Linked DNA regions of Homo sapiens: region 2 is linked to region 1. The links are chromatin contacts, found by Hi-C or POLR2A ChIA-PET in ENCODE. All regions are on one chromosome and are shown on one strand. Each heading gives the region's core, a stretch centred on a gene start or an enhancer-like site at or near the end of the contact. The rest is flanking DNA. Distances are from core to core; before and after follow the strand shown. Region 1 holds the start of DGCR2 (DiGeorge syndrome critical region gene 2). Region 2 holds the start of GNB1L (G protein subunit beta 1 like).

Region 1 (4,423 bases), core at 794-3,293:
CCTTCTTCCCTAACGCTGACTGCCCACTGCCAGGCCTTTGTGCATTCTTGGTTCTCCTCCTTCCAGACAGCCTCCTTCTCCTTCCCGCTGGGGACACCCCAACTACTGTCTCCTGGAAACCAAAAATAAAACTCTAACCCCCCAGCCATCTGAATGGACCCCTCCTCTCCACCAAGGGCATTCCAAACTTAACCTGAAAAACTATTTCAGGCCGTGATAGGAAGTGGGAGTCAGGCCTCATTATCCCTCCTCCCTTCAGGTTTCAGGCACAGCTAAGCAGTGTAACATCGACACAGAGACTTGAAGACTGACAACAGACTCTGTGGCAGTAAGATACCAGCATGACAGCAGGCCCGGAAGGAAACACATATTTTACTGCAAAACAGGTTTCTTTCACATATTTTGAAGTCGCTCTGCAAAGCTGTTTTTTGTGGGGAAAATCTACATTCTGTAGAGAATCCCTATCCCTTTCAAGGTCTTTTCTCCTGAGAGAATTAACTAGAGTCTGGCACCTTTTATTTATTTTTCCTTTTTTTTTTCCTTTTTTTTTTTTTTTTTTTTGAGACAGAGTCTTACTCTGTTGCCCAGGCTGGAGTGCAGTGGCATGATCTTGGCTCACTGCAACCTCTGCCTCCCCGGTTCAAGCGATTCTCCTGCCATCAGCCTCCTGAGTAGCTGGGATTACAGGCGTGTGCCACCACGCCTGGGTAACTTTTGTATTTTTAGTAGAGATGTGGTTTCACCATGTTGGCCAGGCTGATCTTGAACTCCTGACCTCAGGTGATCCGCCCGCCTTGGCCTCCCAAAGTGCTGGGATGACAGGCGTGAGCCACCACACCCGGCAGAGTCTGGCACTTTTTAATAAGAAACATTAACAGTCTTTTCTCTGTGAAGCCTGATACCTGGAGGCTTCATTTGCCTAAGAAACTTGGTCTCCACAACCCCTTAATGTAGACAGTCCCTTTTATTGATTCCAGGTCTTTAGATAAACTCTTTGAACCAACTGCCAATCCGCATGACCTAGAAGCCCCCCTCCACCCCCCACTTTCAAGTTGTCCCGCCTTTTCCGACTGAACCAATGTATATCTTACATGTGCTGATTGATGTCTTGTCTCCCTAAAATGTATAAAACCAAGCTGTGGCCCTACCCCCTTGGGCACTTGTCAGGATCTCCTGGGGCTGTGTCCCAGGCTATTGGTCACATATTGGCTCAGAAGAAATGTCTTCAAATATTTTACAGAGTTGGACTCTTCGCCGACACTGCCCTCCAAGGTTCACCCTGTTGGTGATGACGGGAGAAGTGGCACTTGGAGCACTGTTCGCAGGGGCGCTGAGCCTCCTCTCTGCCTAGCTTTCTTTCCTGCACATGTGGCCTTCCCCTAGCCATTGTGTAGGCAGGTCCTCCAGGGAGCCGGCTTCGCTGCAGTCTCCAGGACCTGGCCTTCCCGGTCTCTCTTTGCCTGACACTCTCTTAGGCCATTCCTGTTCCTCTTTCCCCACCCTCAGAACCGGCAGGCCCTCCCTCCTCCACAGCGGTTCGGCCTTAAAAAGACCCCTTTGGGGCGCACTTTTGGGCTGCTCACGGGACCTGAGCTTGCAGGTGTGAAGACCCTTGGAGTCCCAGCCAGGTTCCCACTTCGTTCTCTCCGCTCCCCACCCGCGCGACCCCTCGGCGCCCCGCCCCATGCCCCGCGCCTTTCGATGTCCATCCTTGCCGTCCCGCGCCCGCCGTCCCTAACCGGCGTCCAGAGACCCTACTCCCTTCGGTGGCCCCGCCGCTCAGGCCCCGGCCCCGGCCCTGCCTCTCTGCTTAACCAATGGCACGCCTCACTCCGTATGGTCCCGCCCTTCCCTTAGAGCCCGCCCCTCAGTCCCCGCCCTTAGGTCCCCGCCCTCCGCCGTCGCGACCTTAGGCCTCACCCTCTTCGGAGGGCTTTGGCTCTGGCCCCGCCCCCCATCTTGACGGTCATTGGCCCGCGCCTGCGTCGCGGGCGGGAGGCGGGGCGGGGCGGCGCGGCGCGGAGCCGAGCAGGACGGCCGCCATCTTGCGCGCAGCTGGAGTCGGTGCCTGAGGTTGCAGCCGAGAGTGTGCGCCAGCCCGCGGCCCAGCCGAAGCTCTTTCCCGCCGCCTCTCCGCGCCTCGCCCAGGTTCAGCTCCGCCTGACCCTCCGCTTGGCACGGTCCCCTGACCCTCAGTCCGGCCTGGTCCGGCCTTCCAGCCGCCCCGGGGACGATGAACGGAGGATAAATGGTGCCCAAGGCAGACAGCGGCGCCTTCCTGCTGCTCTTCCTGCTCGTGCTCACTGTCACCGAGCCGCTGCGGCCAGGTGCGCCGCGCGATGGGGGCGGTGTGGGGGCTGGGCGGCGAGCGGGGCCGGGGTCGCCCCGGGACCTCCTTTCACCCGCGGCGCCCTCCTGCAGGGGCCGCGCCTGGGGCAGGGGCGGGCGGGGCCTGGCTCGCGGGCCGCCTGGCACTCTCTGCGGACGCCTGCTGGAGCTTACCTGGGCTCGCGGCGCCTCGGACTTCGTGCAGCTCTGCTGTCCAGGATGTTGCCTCTGGGCCCTTCCCGGGAGCGGCGGCGGCCAGGAGCTACGCCACGGGCGCACCCTCTCGCCAGTCCAGCGTCGGAGTCGGGCTGGGGACAGTGGCTCTCAGGGGCACCTGGTTTCACAGACGTCCTCCCAGCAGTGGCCTAGTGCCAGCCTCTCAGTCCTGGAAACTCCTCGCCTGGACAGCGGTGGTTGTGGCTGTCATTCAGTGAGACGTTGCGCTAAGGAAGTCCTCAGGTCCCACCGGGCCTAGAGGAGGCACCAGGAGTCAGCCTAGCGTTGTGTGGCCGGCGCGAGCGTCCCGGGAGCAGAGACCTCGCCACTGTGCGGGGCCCTTAGCCGTGCTGCGTGTATGTGATGAATGAGTCCGTGCTTTGGAACTCCCCTCGGAGCTAGTGTGTTCTTAAGTCTGTGGTGGGGAATCAGAACCGTGGCAACCAGGAGACCCTTTTCTACCTATTTCGGTGTACCTCCCCTTGAACTGCACCAAAAAATCAAACTCCCTAAATGCAGGGCCGATGTATCCATCAGGCACAGGAATCCTGGTATCACTTGCCCACGGTACTTTTAGTAGCCTTCGAATGTTATTTTATTTTTTTTTAAAGTCAGCAGAAAAAAAATGAACTTTTAGGTCAAATAAAATGTTTTCGTATGTATATTAATACAGTCATCTTTATACTAATACAGTGAAAAAGCATGACTCTTAATATTTCTTAATGGAGGAAAGGTCCCATGAAGGCAGAAGTGCCAGGGCCATCTTCTCTGATGACCTGGGTGTGGGAGCACGGGGTGTGTGGCCCTCTCCTGTGCCCTAGCCAGGCTCCCAGCCCAGATACACCGCACCTCTTGGCTCTGCGCTTGTGTCATCTATGTGGAATGTCTGCCTCCTCCCTAGTGCCTGCCTGGTGGCCAAGGCCCTGACCGGTGCTCAACCTGGACAGATTCAGTGATGCTTCTCTGGTCTCCCCATGTAGAGCTAGTTGCTCACTGCTTTTGGCTGCTCTCTGGGCAGCGGGATGACTAGTTGTGGGGTGGCCTTGGTAAGAACAGAAGCCAGGAAAAGGGCTACCTGTGGAGGAGGGTATCATATAGGCTCTTGGAGGTCAGAACCAATGGGTTTGTGGATTCTTGTGATTAACTTCTTTAGAAAACATATATGTACGTGTAGAGAGGTAGAAGGTCACCGTTTTCTGATTCTTGAGTCCCAGTTTTGCAGATGAGGTCACCGGGCTCAGGTGAGGCCATATTATGCCTGGCTTCTTTGGGGTGCCTCTGGTTCCAGGCCCAGCATCTCCTGCCTGGGTGATAGAGGTGACTGACGTCCCCGACTCCTTTTTCCTTGCCAGCCTTTTCACATAGCCTGCCAACTGGCCAGCAGCAACTGAGAAAGTGCCTGTGGGTGCTTGCCCCCTGCCCATCCCTAGGGAATCCAAGTGACAAGAACAAGCCCCTCCTTTTAGGAGTGCCTGATGTGGAACAGAGGCCAGGTGTAAGTCACTTGTCACACTCCTGTGTGTTGAATACCCTGGAGTGTGGGGTCCCAGAGGTGGGTGGAGGTGGCCATCTTTTTGTACCTGTGAAGCAGTGAGGGCGTCACAGGAGACCTCACACTGAGGTCGGAGTAGGGCATGGGTGGGGTGGATCTGGTAGAGGGAGCAAACTTATTCTTTCGATTCCATGACTCTCCAGATGAGAACATTGCAGCTACCCCTGGAGGCGTCTTGAGTTGCCCTGCAGAACCCGGGAGCTGCAGCTGGCTTCCTGGCTTTGGCTGGGCAGGGAGGGCAGGCCTCTGGGCCTGATGTGTTCCTTGTATGCCCGTGTGTGCCTCTTCACACATTCACCATGTGTCCTTCCTGAGAGTGCTGCAGGG
Region 2 (4,423 bases), core at 1,763-4,262, 730 kb before region 1:
GGTAACCAAGTGTTGGTGAGGATGTGGAGAAGTTGGAACTCCTGTGCACTGTTGGTGGGAATGTAAAATGGTTCACTTGCTATGGAAAAGTTTGGCAATCTCTCAAAAAGTCAAACAAAATATTACCGTATCATTCAGCAATTTCACTCTTATGTACTGAAAGCAGGGACTCAAACATATACTTGTACACTAATGTTCATAGCAGCATTATTCACAATAGCCAAAAGGTGAAAACAACCCAAGTGTCAATCAACAAATGAATAAACAAAATCTGGTCAATGTGTACAAAGGAATATTACACAGCCTTAAAAATGAAGGAAGTTCTGACACATGCTACGATGTGGATGAACCTTGAAAACATGTTGAGTGAAATAATCCAGTCACAAAATGATAAATACTGTATGATTCCACTTATATGAGGTACCTAGAGTAATTAAATTCACAGAGACAGAATATAGAATGATGGTTACCAGGGGTTGCGAGTGGGAGGGGAAGAGGAGTTAATGTTCTGGAGTGAAGAAAAAGTTCTAGAAATAAATAGTGATCACTGGATATACAACAGCATGAATGTACTTAATGCTCCTGAACTGTATACCTAAAAATGGCTAAAATGGTAAATGTTACTATATTTTACCACAATAAAAAAACAGTCATATGTCACTTAACTGTGGGGATACACTCTGAGAAATGTGTCACTAGGCGATTTTGTCATGGAGGGATCCTCATAGAGTAACTTACACAAACTAAGATGGTAGAGCCTACTACACACCTAGGCTGTATGGTAAGGCCTGTTGCTCCTGGGCTACAAACTTGCACAGTGACTCTACTGAACAATGTAGGCAATTGTGACACAGTGGTATTAGTGCACCTAATCATAGCAAAGGTACAGTAAAAGTACAGTGCAAAAAATAAAAAATAGAACTGGTTAGGGCACTTGCCATGAACAGAGGTGCAGGACTGGAAGTTGCTGTGGGTGTGAGTGGTGAGTGAATGTGAAGGCCTAAGACATTATTGTACACTACTTTAGACTTTATAAACACTGTACACTTAGGCTGCAACACACTTATATTAAACATTTTCCTTTTTTTTTGAGATGGAGTCTCACTCTATTGCCCAGGCTGGAGTGCAGTAGCACAATCTCAGCTCACTGCAACCTCCGCCTCCTGGGTTCAAGCGATTCTCCTGCCTCAGCCTCCCAAGTAGCTGGGATTACAGGCACATACCACCACGCCCGGCTAATTTTTTGTATTTTTGGTAGAGACAGGGTTTCACCATGTTGACCAGGCTGGTCTCAAACTCCTGACCTCAAATGAGCTGCCCGCCTTGGGCTCCCAAAATGCTGGGATTACAAGCATGAGCCTCCACAGCGCCTGGCCTAAAAATTTTCTTTCTTCAATAATAAAATAACTATAGCTTACTGGATGACCAGTTACATATGTGGTCCCTAGTTGACCAAAACGTTGTTATGCGGTGCATGACAGTTATACACAGGAGAGGGCCTGAAAGAAAAAAAAAATTTGGACCAAAAAAGGCCTTTTCTGGCTCAGTTGGATTCATTTCTTCCACAGGCCCACTGCCCACTCTGCTGATGGGCGCTGAGCTGTAGACTGAGCTGCCTTGAGGCTGAGGTAAGCTGAATTTGTGGGAACCCCCACCTTTCCCTTGAGGGAGGAAGTTTAAATTATCAGGTCAATTAGGAAAGATACAACCGAAAAAAATCCAAATTTCATTCCCACTTCAAGGAGGCGTTTCCTGGCTCGGTGCCACTTTTATTATTTTTGGCCCAGGCTGCTGAAAGCCCCACAGACCCAGGGAAGGTACAATGTGACCTTTGATTCGCGTTTCAGGGATCAAAGTGAGTGAGTTTGGGTGTAAATGCAGATAACATTTCAGAGAGCTTTCATGAAAGGAGTCACTGGACCAGGGCAGAAAGGGAGCTGGTGTGTTACGTGTGTGTTCCCCTTGAGAAGCGTCACTTTCCGGTGAATCCGGCTGCCTGCCCGTGGCCCCAAGGACTCCTGGCTTGCATCCAGGTCCTTGGCCCACAGGCATCAGATCCTGAGCTGGGGCGCCTGCACCCTCTCCCACCTCTTCTCTAGGCACCGTGAAGCCGAGGAGAGGTGGCGTGGGACGGCTTGTGCAAGTGAGAAGAGCACCACCACTTCATCCTCACCTATCTTGTCCCAGGATCTGGGTGCTGACTCGGCAGGCTTGGGCTGGGCACGGCCCTGTGGGGAGGGCTTGGTAGCCTGCCCTCGCTGTCGTCTCCGGGTCCAGCCTCGGCCTGAGTCGGGAAGCACACAATTATATCCACAACAAGGAGGCCCAGAGGCCCTGCCTGCAGCCCCCAGGTATGCAGGTAGAGGGTCCTCTCGGACTGCCTGCCCCCTGCCTCTGGCGCCCAGCCTGCAGCTACGTCGAACCGGGCCCTAACAAGGTTCCCCGCACTGGCAATGAGTGATGAGAGGCACTCCGCGGGCACGCCGTTCCAGGGCGCTCACGAGGCCCAGCAGCCCCGCTATGCCCACATCCACCCCGACACCTGCAGCCCCCCAGGCTTAGCCCGGCCCCGCAGCAGCCCTCTCGACGCCCAGCAGCACCCCAGTGTCTGGCTGACGCCAGGGCAGTAACGGCGGGCTGAAGCAGCATCGGCCCCTCGGTCTACGCCACAGCCGGGTGCAGATTTCCCGGATCTGAGGGACCGCCGGGCACCGTCCGCTGGGGATCATGAGGGGCAGCTTTGGCCCGACCGTCTCGCGCCTGTACACGCGGCCCCACCTGATCCCGTGGCACTTGGCGCGGCGTGGGAATGGGCGCGCTCTCCCATCACCCACCGCGCGGCACTGCCGCGCCAGCAGGGACCGGGAGAGCCTGCGAGGTAGCGGCCACACGGCATACAGCGCAGGCGCGGCCTGGATGGGAGGAGCGCGTGGAGCGTGCCGGGAGCATGCGCCGGGTCGTACACGGCGGCCGCGCGCACGCTGGGGGCGTGGCTGCGCGATGTAATCGGTCTCTGGACGCTGCGCGGCGCTCCTAGGAGCAGGCGTTCCCGACTCCGGCAAGAGGGTCAGTGTGGAGGCGGGAGCCCGGGCGGCCGGCTTGAACTCCGTGCACGCGGGCCTGGAGCTGCGCCCCTGCGTCTTTTCCCGACTTCTGATCCGCAGAGGGGCACTCGGAGCCCCAGCCTGGGTCGCAGTGCCTTCGGTCTGCGGGCCTCAGTTTCTCGGTCCGCGCCGGGGGTTTGTGGGGGCACCTGGAGACATTTGGGCCGTTCTCGCAGTCTCGGGAAGCCGCGCCCGCTCCTTGCCTGGCCTCACGGCGGCCGATCTCGTTCTCCACTTTCTAGGTGGCGCCTGGACTCTCGCCCTCAGAGGGAGGCCCGTCCCACGGTCTGTGGCTACGGATCCCAGGACCCTCTTCGCGGGCGATTCGCGTAGCCTCAGGTGGGTGGGCTTCTTGTTGCCGTGGGCCTTGTGAGCTCGTATTTCCTGCATGGCGGTTGCTGGGGGGCGGGCGGTGCAGTCGTCTGCACTCAGCTTGCTTTAAGGCTTTGGGCAGGTTTTGTTCTTGGGGCTCCTGGGTCTCCCCAGAGCAGAGAACGGCTCCAGCGTTCCAGGTGCTGCCTTTGGCCTTGTGGGGGCAAACACACATGCGCCGTGGTACCTGCCCCTTTAGGATAGTGCTGTCCAGTCTAGAAGGGCCGAAAGTCTTCTATGCCAGGCAGTGTGGGGAGAAAAGTAGGGGGACCAACAGACTGATAGGCGTGGGAGGGCTAAGGTTCTCAAAATGGTGAGAGTGCGGCCCAGGGTTAGGAAGGCTCAGGCCCAAAGCAGGCCTGGCTGGCTGGTGCAGGGAAGCCTTCTCCCAGACTGCAGGGGACACAGGTGCGCAGGTGAGTGGGCAGGGTAGGGGACTGGGAAGAAGGGAAGGCAGAGATCTGGGTAGCACACTGTGGCTCCCGGGCATGGGGTGTGGTCATTGTGGGCAACCTGGATACCTAACCTTGGCTGGTGGTGGGAGCTGGGCCCTGGATCGGGGTCACTGCTTTTTTAGAGCTCAGTGAGGGACTGGACTGGACTCGACTCACGTCCAGGCCTTAGTATAATCCTGCAGTAAGGTGGGAAGCCAGGGTCATGGGCTGGGCTTTCAGGTGAAGACCCCCCCCCCAGAGGGGGGTCAGACCTGAGGGATTCCAGAGTGTTTGGGTGGTGGAGGTAGGGCCAGTGGCCCTGGCAGGTTCTAGTGCTGCAGGCCACCCTGGGAGGTACCTGGAGGAACTCACCCTGAGGGGGGATGGCCAGCAGATAGGAGATGTGGGATGAAGGTGTGTGCAGGCCTTGTGCTCCCAGTGAGCCGGTGGCGTTTGTGTGTGGGGTGAAGCAGAGAGTTTCCTGGAGGTCGTGAGTGGGCCTCCGTTTGCAGA

The links. A loop is a pair of places that touch in the nucleus more often than their neighbours do. ChIA-PET counts read pairs that join two places held with the same protein, here RNA polymerase II (POLR2A). Pooled maps may share reads with other maps.
Region 2: a loop to region 1 is called in a pooled map, with 22 times the contacts of the local background. The contact joins the promoter of GNB1L here to the promoter of DGCR2 in region 1. A Hi-C loop is called at or near these places in 2 of 37 single-sample maps with no recorded cell type and 9 of 50 pooled maps. POLR2A ChIA-PET finds 5 or more read pairs at or near these places in 1 of 52 experiments (activated B cell).

What each region holds. Positions count from the first base shown.
Region 1 is chr22:19,120,032-19,124,454 of GRCh38, reverse strand. DGCR2 (DiGeorge syndrome critical region gene 2) reads left to right here and starts at 2,043. Exons shown (of 10, transcript NM_005137.3): 1 at 2,043-2,327. The coding sequence starts at 2,249. RefSeq lists silencers at 1,719-2,158, 2,279-2,398 and an enhancer at 2,183-2,684.
Region 2 is chr22:19,853,463-19,857,885 of GRCh38, reverse strand. GNB1L (G protein subunit beta 1 like) reads left to right here and starts at 3,012. Exons shown (of 8, transcript NM_053004.3): 1 at 3,012-3,066; 2 at 3,347-3,443. It overlaps RTL10 (retrotransposon Gag like 10), which reads left to right and starts at 3,012. Exons shown (of 3, transcript NM_024627.6): 1 at 3,012-3,226; 2 at 3,347-3,443. LOC124905080 (a long non-coding RNA gene) reads right to left here and starts at 2,914. Exons shown (of 2, transcript XR_007068005.1): 1 at 2,174-2,914. RefSeq lists enhancers at 2,002-2,481, 3,904-4,423.